2 separate regions of the Homo sapiens genome follow, and region 1 is linked to region 2. Evidence: read pairs that join two places in POLR2A ChIA-PET (ENCODE). Cell type or tissue: Panc1. All regions are shown on one strand. Each heading gives the region's core, and the rest is flanking DNA. Links, peaks and the distances in the headings are about the cores only. Region 1 overlaps LINC01036 (long intergenic non-protein coding RNA 1036). Region 2 has its middle 110 kb from the start of LINC01037.

Region 1 (5,391 bases), core at 123-5,122, 250 kb before region 2:
TTTAAGTTCACAGATACATTTGCAGATTTGTTGTACAGGTATACTTGGGTCATGGGGGTTCGTTGTACAGATTAGTTTTTCACCCAGGTTTTAAGCCTAGTAGTAACAATTAGTCATTTTTCCAGATCCTCTCCCTCCTCCCATCCTTTACCCTCTGATCGACCCTAGTGTCTGTTGTTCTCCTCTATGTATCCATGCATTCACATTACTTAGGTCCCACTTATAAGTGAGAATATGTGGTATTTGGTTGTCTCTTCCTGCCTTACTTTGCTAAGGATAATGGCCTCCACCTCCGTCCATGATCCTGCAAAGGACATGATCTCATTCTTTTTTATGGCTGCATGGTATTCCATCATACATATGTACCACTAAATGTCTATTGATAGGCATTTAAGTTGATTCCATGTCATTGCTATTGTGAATAATGGTGCAATGAACATAGGCATGCATGTGTCTTTTTGATAGAATGATTCATATTCCTTTGGGTATACACCCAGTACTGGGATTGCTGGGTCAAATGGTATTTCTATTTTTAGGTCTTAGAGGAATCACTATACTGTTTTCCACAATGGTTGAACTGATTTATATTCCCACCAACAGTGTTTAAGCATTCCTTTTTCTCCACAACCTTGCCAGTATCTGCTATTTTTTAACTTTTTAATTATAGCTATTCTGACTGGTGTGAAATGGTATCTCATTGTGATTTTGATTTGCATTCTTTAATGATCAGTGATGTTGAAATTTTTTTCATATGTTTGTTGACTGCATGTGTGTCTTCTTTTAAAAGGTGTCTCTTCATATCCTTTGTCCACTTTTTAATGGGGTTGTTTGAAAACTGGCACAAGATTAGGATGCCTTCTCTCACCACTCCTATTCAACATAGTACTGGAAATCATGGCCAGAGCAATCAGGGAAGAGAAGGAAATAAAGGGCAACCAGATGGAAAGAGAGGAAGTCAAACTATCCCTGTTTGCAGATGGTATGATCCTATATTTAGAAAACCCCATAGTCTTGGCCCAAAAGCTCCTGAAGCTGATAAACAACTTCAGCATAGTCTCAGGATACAAAATCAATGTACAAAAATACCTCGCATTTTTATACACCAAGCTGAGACATACATACAGTCAAGCTGAGAGCCAAGTCAGGAACACAATCCCATTCATAATTGCCATAAAAAGAATAAAACACCTAGAAATACAGCTAACCAGCAAGGTGAAAGATCTCTACAAAGAGAGCTATAAAACACTGCTCAAAGAAGTTGGAGAGGACACAGACAAATGGAAAAACATTTCATGCTCATGGATAGACAGAATCAATATTATTAAAATGGCCATACCATCCAAAGCAATTTATAGATTCAATACTATTCCTATCCAACTACCAAGTACATTTTTCACAGAACTAGGAATAGCTATTTTAAAATTCATATGGAACCAAAACAGAGCCCAAATAGTCAAGGCAATCCTAAGCAAAAAGAACACAGCTGGAGGCATCACGCTATCCAACTTTATACTACGGGGCTGCAGTAACCAAACAGCATGGTACTGGTACAATGACAGACACATAGACCAATGGAACAGAATAGAGAGCCCAGAAATAAGAATGCACACCTACAACTATCTGATCTTTGACAAACTTGACAAAAACAAGCAATAGGGAAAGGACTACTTATTCAATAAATGATACTGGGATAACTGGCTAGCCATATGCGGACTCCTTCCTTGTACCATGTACAAAAATTAATCCTGTATGTATTAATGACTTACATGTAAAACCCAAAACTATAAAAACTTTGGAAGACCACCTAAGCAATGCCATGCCGGACACAGAAACGAGCAAAGATTTCATGATGAAGACGCCAAAAGCAATTACAACAAAATCAAAAATTCACAAATGGGGGCTAATTAAACTAAAGAGCTTCTGCACAGCAAAAGAAACTATCAACAGAGTAAATAGACAACCTAGAGAAGTGGGGGAAATGCATCTGACGAAGGTCTAATATCCAGAATCTATAAAGAACTTACACAAATTTACAAGTTTGAATTGTATGAGATAATTATAATCAATTAAAGGGCATTCTATAAAATTTATTTTAAATTAAAGAATTTGAAGCATTATATTAACATAAACCAAATGCGTCTAGCCTCAACAGATTGTCAAAATTCCACTAGTTCACAGACCACACCTGCTTATACAGAACAAAGTGGCATGATCAGATTTTTTTTTCAAAGTGATGGAAACGTTTTGCCAATATGAAAAGCTGAAAAACTGTCAAGCTGCTGTGTGTCATAGATGAGTGATCATAAACGAGTAGCCTGTCTTGGTTGCCTGGGACAGTCATAATTTATACTATTGTCCTAGTGTCGTGGTTAATTGGACCCTTTTTCATTACCAACATTGCTCCAGTTTGCTAAATTACACCTCACCCCAGCCATAGATAGTGTGGGTGGCCTTCCTAATTATGATAAGGTCCCTCTTGGTGGAAGTGACAGTGAGAATAAATGCCCAAGAAGATCTTTAATCAAAAAGAAAGGCTGCTTAGTGGTTGCTGCTGTTGATCTTTCTCTCCTTGGCATAGCGAAGCCTGTGGTATTTTTACAAGTTGAAGACAAACGCTCATAAAGAAGGTCAATATTATAGTTCATGAAGCCACATAAGACAGTTGGTATTTAGGGAAATTGTTTCTGGGTTGCTTTCTCAGCTCTGGTGGGAGCCTAAATGACTGCCAGTATATTTTGGCAGCCATGCTCAACAGACCTGCTCACAGGCCAACGTATTCAAAAGCTCCAGGAAAAAAAAAAAAAAAAAGCCATTTTCCTCTCTCCACCACATACCACACTTCTGGGATTCTGAAATATCTTACCAAGCACTTTATTCAATCTAAATTTAAATAGAAGTTTTCCCCACTTCCCAAGAGAGAAACAACAACGAACTAGATGAGAATGAGAGGAACTGGAAGAAGGTAATGCTCCATATCATTTGGTTAATCTATTCTTGTTTATTAATTTATTACATGGAACAGTAAGTTTAATGGCTTTAACTTTGAAGTGGAAAAGAAGCCCCTACAGTATACTTCCAGAAAATGCAATAATGACTTTAGGAAGATCTAGGACAAGGATTGCATATAATATTTTGGGCTATTTTTCAAGGCCTGCTTTAACCTTAGCCTTCAGATTTATCATTTTACATTAGCCAAAATAAACTACTACCATAAGAAACCATGAATTATTAAAATCAGAACAGTTTCCTATATTTATTAGTTTAGTCATAAAATTGCTATTAGAAATAGCATACAGATGAGTTTGATATCCATAAAATCATTGAAACAACATGACATTTACTACCTGTAGTACATAATTATACTCACATACTCTTAGATGCATTTATTTCTGTCACTGAACCATTATTTTCAGCAAGTTGTGCTGCATTTTCAGAAGTAGAATTTTAACTTCCTCTTATCTTTTATAGTTGTAGTCTTGAAAAGGTATAATTTCAAGAAATATTCTTCAGAGGAAAAAAGTCTTCTTAGGGTACACATCATTTTTTACTATTTTTGATTTTTTAGTAATTTTACTTCTTTTTTCTTTGTTTATACTATGAAATCTATCAAGCTGCACACAGTGGTTAATCATAAATACATTAATCTATTGATATATTTTCTACTGCATCCTGAATTTTAAAATAAATGTTATAAATCTCAAAGTCACATGCAATGAAAGCACACTTAAAATACTACTTAATGAAATTAGTCTCTCTCTTGTATTTTTTTCTTTTATCTGTTCACTTCACCTTTGCACTTCCATTGCTTACATTTATTCAATAATTCATATGAAGAAAAGTTTTTTGTATTTGTTTTTTGGTAAAATGCAGTAATGAAATCTGAGAAGCTGAATTTAGCAATACAGATGCAAACTGTGCCATCAGAAGATTAAAATGAAAGTGAAATGTCCTGAAAATATCAGAATCGCATCAGTAATAGAAGTAAATGAAAAGTGAAGACCTCTTTGAATTATCTTATTTCATTTGACTATGTTCCTCCTGAGTCACAAAAAAAGGATGTTACAGCTATTTTTCTTAAGCTGATGGGCCAAAAGATTGTAGTAAGTATTTTGACGATTGTCTGGTGGGGGGTGTATGCGTGTGTGTGTTTTCTTGATCTTGACATATATTAAATGCATCATTTTCTCTGATTTTCTCCTGAGAATACTTTTTTGAAAGCTCAGGTTAAAATAATTTGACTAATAACTTAAAATAAAGGAATTTAAAAGATACCTTTGTGCTCTACCAAATTAAAGTTTTACAGTATTCTTCACTGTGCTTGAACAGCACCAGGACATCTATCCAAATGAAATATTGTATTAGACTTCTAAATGATTTGCCTTTATTGAAAGGGCCATCCTCCAGTGTAAAAGTATGTCCAGTGTAAAAGTATGTGCTCGAATTTTTAAGGATTTGTGAATGAGTTAAAGCGGTGCTAATTGCCCTTTGAAGCATTAGGAGTCTCTGCTCCTCTATGTATAGTCCTTGATTAGAACTCGAGCAAAATCCTGTTTAGACCATCCCTGGGAGGACCTTGAAATTTGATGGCTAATAAAATGAAATGTACGCCTCTGCAGGGGCTCAACAAGGATTTATGGAATGCTTACTGTGCACTAGACACTGGGATTCCATCATGAGTAAGACTTGGTTTCTACATAAAGAAGCTTAGACAGATGATTTGAACTGAGATATTTTAATATAGGAGCATACTGTATCAGCAAGACTTGAACGCTTAGCCTGACATGGTAGAGCCACTTAGCCCAACCTGACCTTTTACATGAGGCTACTAGATCTTCACCTAAAGGGTGAACAATATAGATATTTTCTCTGCTTCCTTTGTGCACATCTAATTTCAAAACTGCTTAAAATACCTCTACATTGTGCCATCTTCCTGACTAAAAGCTTTATTGTGGTTGATGTGATATGGCACAACCAAGGCTTTTTGTCTCTTCAGAGACTCTTTATCTTTTCCAGAGATTAAATGAGAGTTTTCATGTAACTTTCACTGTAAGTGTGTGAAGGGATTTCAAAATTTTTGTTATCTGTGATAGTGTAACTGGTAGTCCACTATATGGGGAGGGTGGGGTGAAGGGTATGTATATATGGCTGAAGAAAAGGTCTCTCTCTCTCTCTCTTATTTTGGAAAGGAGATAGCATTGATCTTGAGGTCTCTAATTATTGTTGATGCAAGGAGAAGGTTGTTCTTATTTCAGATTACATAATTTCCTAATCTTTCAAATGGTGATAACACCTTTTTATCCCTGATAGAGTTGGATATTTCTGTTCAAGTACTGTTACCACCATTATAACTTAAAGTCAATCCTGAAAATAATATTATGCCATAATGATCTG
Region 2 (5,391 bases), core at 117-5,116:
CAGCAAGATTTATTGCCAAGAGCAAAAGAACAAAGCCCCCCCAAAGTAAGGCAGACCCAAACAGGTTGCAGCAGCTGGCTCAGGTGGCCTGTTTTTATCCCTTTATCCGGCCCTACCCACATCCTGCTGATTGGTCCATTTCACAGAGAGCTGACTGGTCCACTTTACAGAGAGCTGATTGGGCCGTTTTTCAGAGAGCTGATTGATCCGTTTTGACAGAGTGCTGATTGGTGCATTTACAAACCTTTAGCTAGACACAGAGTGCTGATTGGTGCATTTACAATCCTGTAGCTAGACACAAAAGTTCTCCAAGTCCCCATCAGATTAGCTAGACACAGAACATTGATTGGTACGTTTACAACCCTTTAGCTAGTGAGAAAAGTCTCCAGGTCCCCACCCAACCCAGAAGCCCAGTGGGGTTCACTTCTCAATGGTACTCCCTGCAGGACTTTCCGGCACCGGCAGCCCAGAGGGAGCTCGTCCCCCATCAAGCCCAGCAGGCGCCGGCTGGCCACACCTAGGCCCACCAAGCCTGCACCCACCCAGAACCCCCACCGCGCGAGCAGGTTACGCAGCCCCAGCTGCCACAGGCGCCTCTCCCTCCACTTCTCCCCGCCAGCAGAGGGAGCCAGCTCCGGCCTCGGCCAGCCCCAGAGAAGGGCCTCCACAGTGCTGCGGCAGGCTGAAGGACTCCTCCAGCGTAGCCAGAGCTGCCCCCGAGGCTGCAGAGGTGCCGAGAGCGAGCGAGGGCTGATAGCACGTTGTCACCTCTCATTACTCTGTGCTGCTATGACAAAATACCATAGACTGGGTAATTTATCAAGAATATAAATGCATTTCTTTCAGTTCTGGAGGCTGGGAAGTGTAAGATCAAGGCACTGGCCTGTTCAGTGTCTGTGAAGGCCCAGTCTCCCTGCTTCCAAGATGGTGCCTTGTTGTGGTATCCTCTGGAGGGATGAACACTGTGTCTTTCATGGCAGAAGGAATAGAAGGAAAAAAGGGCCAAAGCTAGTTTCCTCCAGCTCTTTTATAAGCACTAATCCATTTACAAGGGTAGAGTTTTCATGAATTAATCACTTCCCAGAGGCCTCATCTCTTAATACCACTACAGTGGAATTAAGTTTCAATATCTGAATTTGGGGAAGCATTCAGACTATAGCACCTGACTATTCAACTTTGTACTTGAGACCCTAGCCAATGCTATGTGAAAGAGAAAAATGAGATCTATTTTTAGAAGAGAAGACTCAAAACATGCACTATATGTATATTGCCTACCTTAAAATTCCAAAATAAGTCACATAACTTACAAACTAATAGGGGTTTGATAATTAGACCAAATAGAAAAACAACTCAAATCAAGTGTTGGTTTCTTGATATACTGCCAATAGCCTATTAGAACATATAAGGAAATAACTGTTAGTAAGAATTGAACAAGCCCTCTACCAAGACAATGCTTTCCCATTTAAAGATGCAAAAAGAGACCTGAGTAAGTGGGGAGCGGCATACTGTGTTTTGAAGGTGTATTAGTACATTTTCACACTGCTGATAAAGACATACCCAAGACTGGGCAATTTACAAGAGAAAGAGGTTTATTGGACTTACAGTTCCACATGGGTGGGGAGGCTTCACAATCATGGCAGAAGTCAAGAAGTAGCAAGTCAGGTCTTAACATGGATGGCAGTAGGAAAAAAAAAGAGAGCTTGTGCAGGAAAACTCCCCCTTAAAATAACCATCAGATCTCCTGAGACAGACTATCATGAGAACAGCACGGGAAAGACCTGCCCTCGTGATTCCATTACCTCCCACCGGGTCCCTCCCACAACACGTGGGAATTCAAGATGAGATTTAGGTGGAGACGCAGTCAAACCATATCAGAAGATAAACATTAAATAGCAAAAAGACATCAAATATTCATAAATTAACATATAATCCAATGATATCTCAATTAAAAATTTAATAGCTTTTTAAATCTGAGGAATGCAGGAGCTGATTCTAAAGTTTTTAATAATAAAAAGCACAAGAATAGCCAAAACATTTAAAAAAGAAAAGAAAAAATACACTATCCATGAAATATATAAAACAGTATAATACGCTATTTAAAGTATTGTAATATTTAAAATACTGTGATTCTGGAAAGCATAATAATGAAAAGACCAAAATAAAAAATCCAGGAAGATACTCATATTTGTGACTTAAGTTCATTATTTTAAATAATTAAGAAGTGGTTATTAAATTGTATTGGAAAAGTTCATTTGAAAAACAAAAAGAGGATTAAAAAATCTCACAACATAAAAAGCTAAATTTCAGATAAAGGTGGCAAAGTTTAATAAAGAACCTGACATCGTTTTTTGATGTTTGGCTGTTGGCAGCCCTTAAGACTTACCAATCTCTCATCTCATTGTGCCTCACAAGCTTAATTAAAGCCTAGATGCTCTCTTCTTTGTCAATGGTGAGTGGTTTAAACCACACTGGTTACTACCCACCTAAGGTACTATCAGCCCAGTCCCAGTTTCTTTTTTTTTTTTTTTTTTTTGAGATGAAGTCTCGCTGTTGCCCAGGCTGGAGTGCAGTGGCGCAATCTCAGCTCACTGCAGGCTCCACCCGCCCCGGGTTCATGCCATTCTCCTGTCTCAGCCTCCTGAGTAGCTGGGACTACAGGCGCCCGCCACCTTGCCTGGCTAATTTTTTGTATTTTTAGTAGAGACGGGGTTTCACCATATTAGCCAGGATGGTCTCGATCTCCTGACCTCCTGATCCACCTGCCTTGGCCTCCCAAAGTGCTGGGATTACAGGCGTTAGCCACCACGCCTGGCCCCAGTTTCTAACCACCAAAAAAATCTGAAGCCAAGTATCCCTGGTTCTTTGAAGTCATTTTAGCAAATCTTTGGGAGCAACCTCACCCTCTCCAGAAAGCCTTGGTAGGTGAGTAATAAAGCTTTATACCCTCGTGTTGTGTGTGAGGTGTTATCAGCTTCGACATCTGATCCAAATTTTGAATGGGTAGCTGGGGTCTATCATGACCTTGTGGGGGAGGCCACAAGACAAAGCAGAATGTTGTGGGGTTTGTTTGTTTTGTTTTGTTTTGTTTTTGTTTTTGAGACAGAGTCTAACTCTGTTGCCCAGACTGAAGTGCAGTGGTGCAATCTCGGCTAATTGCACCCCCTCCTCCTGGGTTCAAGCGATTCTTGTTCCTCAGCCTCCCAAGTAGCTGAAACTACAGGTGTGCACCACCATACCTGACTAATACCTCAAACTCCTGGGCTGAAGTGATCCACCCACCTCAGCCTCCCAAAATGTTGGGATTTCAAGCATGAGCCACCCTGCACAGCCTGACAAAGCAAATTGTAACTATTAAACCTGTAATTAGCAATCTGACTGCAAGTGGCTCACGTGGCCCAGTTGCTTCCCTCAATCTCTGATCTTACTTTCTCAAAACAACGAAAATCTTTGTCAACACTTATCTTCTTCTTTCTCTCTACAACTTATTTGATCTTTTTTCCCTTAAAATTAGTACTAAGTCCTGGAAAATCCACCTGCTTTGACATTGATGGGTCTTTATTACTACCGTTTTCTCGTTAACCAAAACAACTTACAAGACATGAGACCTAAACAGCAAATTCCTCTAATGGGGGAAAAATGGGAGCTGTTGTTTGAGGAATTTTCTCTTGGTATTATTGTCTAAGTGGCTAGGACATTTATTCCACAAACAATTTTTTAAGGCTGAATTATCTGCAAGGTTACATGCTGAAAATACTACAGTGAACAAATATATGTATAACACGAAAAATTAAACTTCATGTCCTCATGGGATTTAAATTTTCATGAGATAATTAAACAATAGGTAAATAAACCAATGGATAAGTAATATTCTTTTATATAATAATTATAAGATATTATTAGGTATTAGATAAAATGTCTAAAATATAAGATAAAACTAAAATATCTGAAATATAAGGGAATAGATGGGAGGGTTAGTATAGTTAAGGTAGTTGGAGTAGACTTCCTTGAGGAGGTGACATTTAAGCAGAGAACTAAATAAAGTGAAAGGGTGAGTGAGGCAAACATTTGTGGGGTGAGCATTCTAGGCTGAGGCAATGGTGGATGCAAAGGCCCTGTGATAGGAACATGACTGGGCTGTTTGAGAAGAATGCTAGTATGGCTTCAGCAGAAGGGACCATAGAGAAATAGGAAACATATTTAGGAAGGTTGCCGGGGACCACAGTATAAAAGAACACTGAGGACACTAGATTTTATTTGTATTATTAGGAGAAACTATCAAAAAGCACTGAAATAGAAAACAGTATGATATGCTGATATATATTTTGAAGAGATGACTTGAACTTTTGTATTGACTGAAGATTAAGAGAGAAAACAGAGTGAGGTTAGGAAGCTAGAACAGTGATGTTTAGGAGAGACCAGCTTGGCTTGGAGTAGGGAGGAAGAAACAGAGGCGCTGAATATTCCTCACGTTAGAAACGGGATGAGAAAATCATAAGGGTTGTCTCTCATCACCTCAACACTAGAATTCCTGAGATAGGCAGCCTAACATTCTTTAGTCTTTGAGCCAGAGGAAATAGTTTATTTTTTATTTTTATTTTTTTAAGTGCATTCCTTTTTTATTTAAAGAGACCAAAAGCAACTCTTTTCCCTTTGTCATTACCATATTTTACTTTATTTATTTATTTGTTTATTCCGTCAACTTTTATTTTAAGTTCAGGGGTGCATATGCAGGATGTGCAGGTTTGTTACATAGGTAAACGTGTGCCCATGTGGTTTGCTACACAGATCATCCCATCACCTAGGTATTAAGCCCAGCATCCATTAGCTACTCTTCATGACACTCTCCCTCCCCCAATGCACCCCCACAGGCCCCAGTGTGTGTCGTTCCCCTCTATGTGTTCTCATTTTTCAGCTCCAACTTATAACTGAGAACATGTGGTGTTTGGTTTTCTGTTCCTGTGTTAGTTTGCTGAGAATTATGGCTTTCAGCTCCATCCATGTCCCTGCAAAGGACATGATCTCATTTCTTTTTATGGCTGCATAGTATTCCATGGTATATATGTACCACATTTTCTTTATCCAGTCTATCATTGATGGGCATTTGGGTTGGTTCCATGTCCTTGCTATTGTGAATAGTGTTGCAATAAACATACGTGTGCATGTGTCCTTATAGTAGAATGATTTCTATTCCTTTTGATATATACCCAGTAATGGGATTGTGGGATCATATGGTTATCTGGTTCTAGATCCTTGAGGAATCGCCACACTGTCCTCTACAATGATTGAACAAATTTACATTCCCACCAACAGTGTAAAAGTGTTCCTATTTCTCCACAGCCCCTCGAAAATCTATTATTTCTTGACTTTTTAATAATCGCCCTTCTGACTGGC

Evidence for each region. Peaks named below come from ENCODE experiments on the same cell type or tissue, not always from the same donor. Only the 100,000 strongest peaks of a DNase experiment are listed, where the experiment ranks them.
Region 1: POLR2A ChIA-PET joins it to region 2 with 10 read pairs; 2 of 35 experiments call an interaction of 5 or more read pairs at or near these places.

The regions. Positions count from the first base shown.
Region 1 is chr1:187,304,557-187,309,947 of GRCh38, forward strand. All of the region lies in intron 2 of LINC01036 (long intergenic non-protein coding RNA 1036), which reads left to right. Among named protein-coding and RNA genes, the nearest start is that of LINC01037, 140 kb to the right of the region's middle. In Panc1, for the core only: no CTCF peak of the experiment used is centred there; no DNase peak of the experiment used is centred there; H3K27ac peaks cover 882 bases.
Region 2 is chr1:187,550,680-187,556,070 of GRCh38, forward strand. No RefSeq gene overlaps it. Among named protein-coding and RNA genes, the nearest start is that of LINC01037, 110 kb to the left of the region's middle. In Panc1, for the core only: no CTCF peak of the experiment used is centred there; no DNase peak of the experiment used is centred there.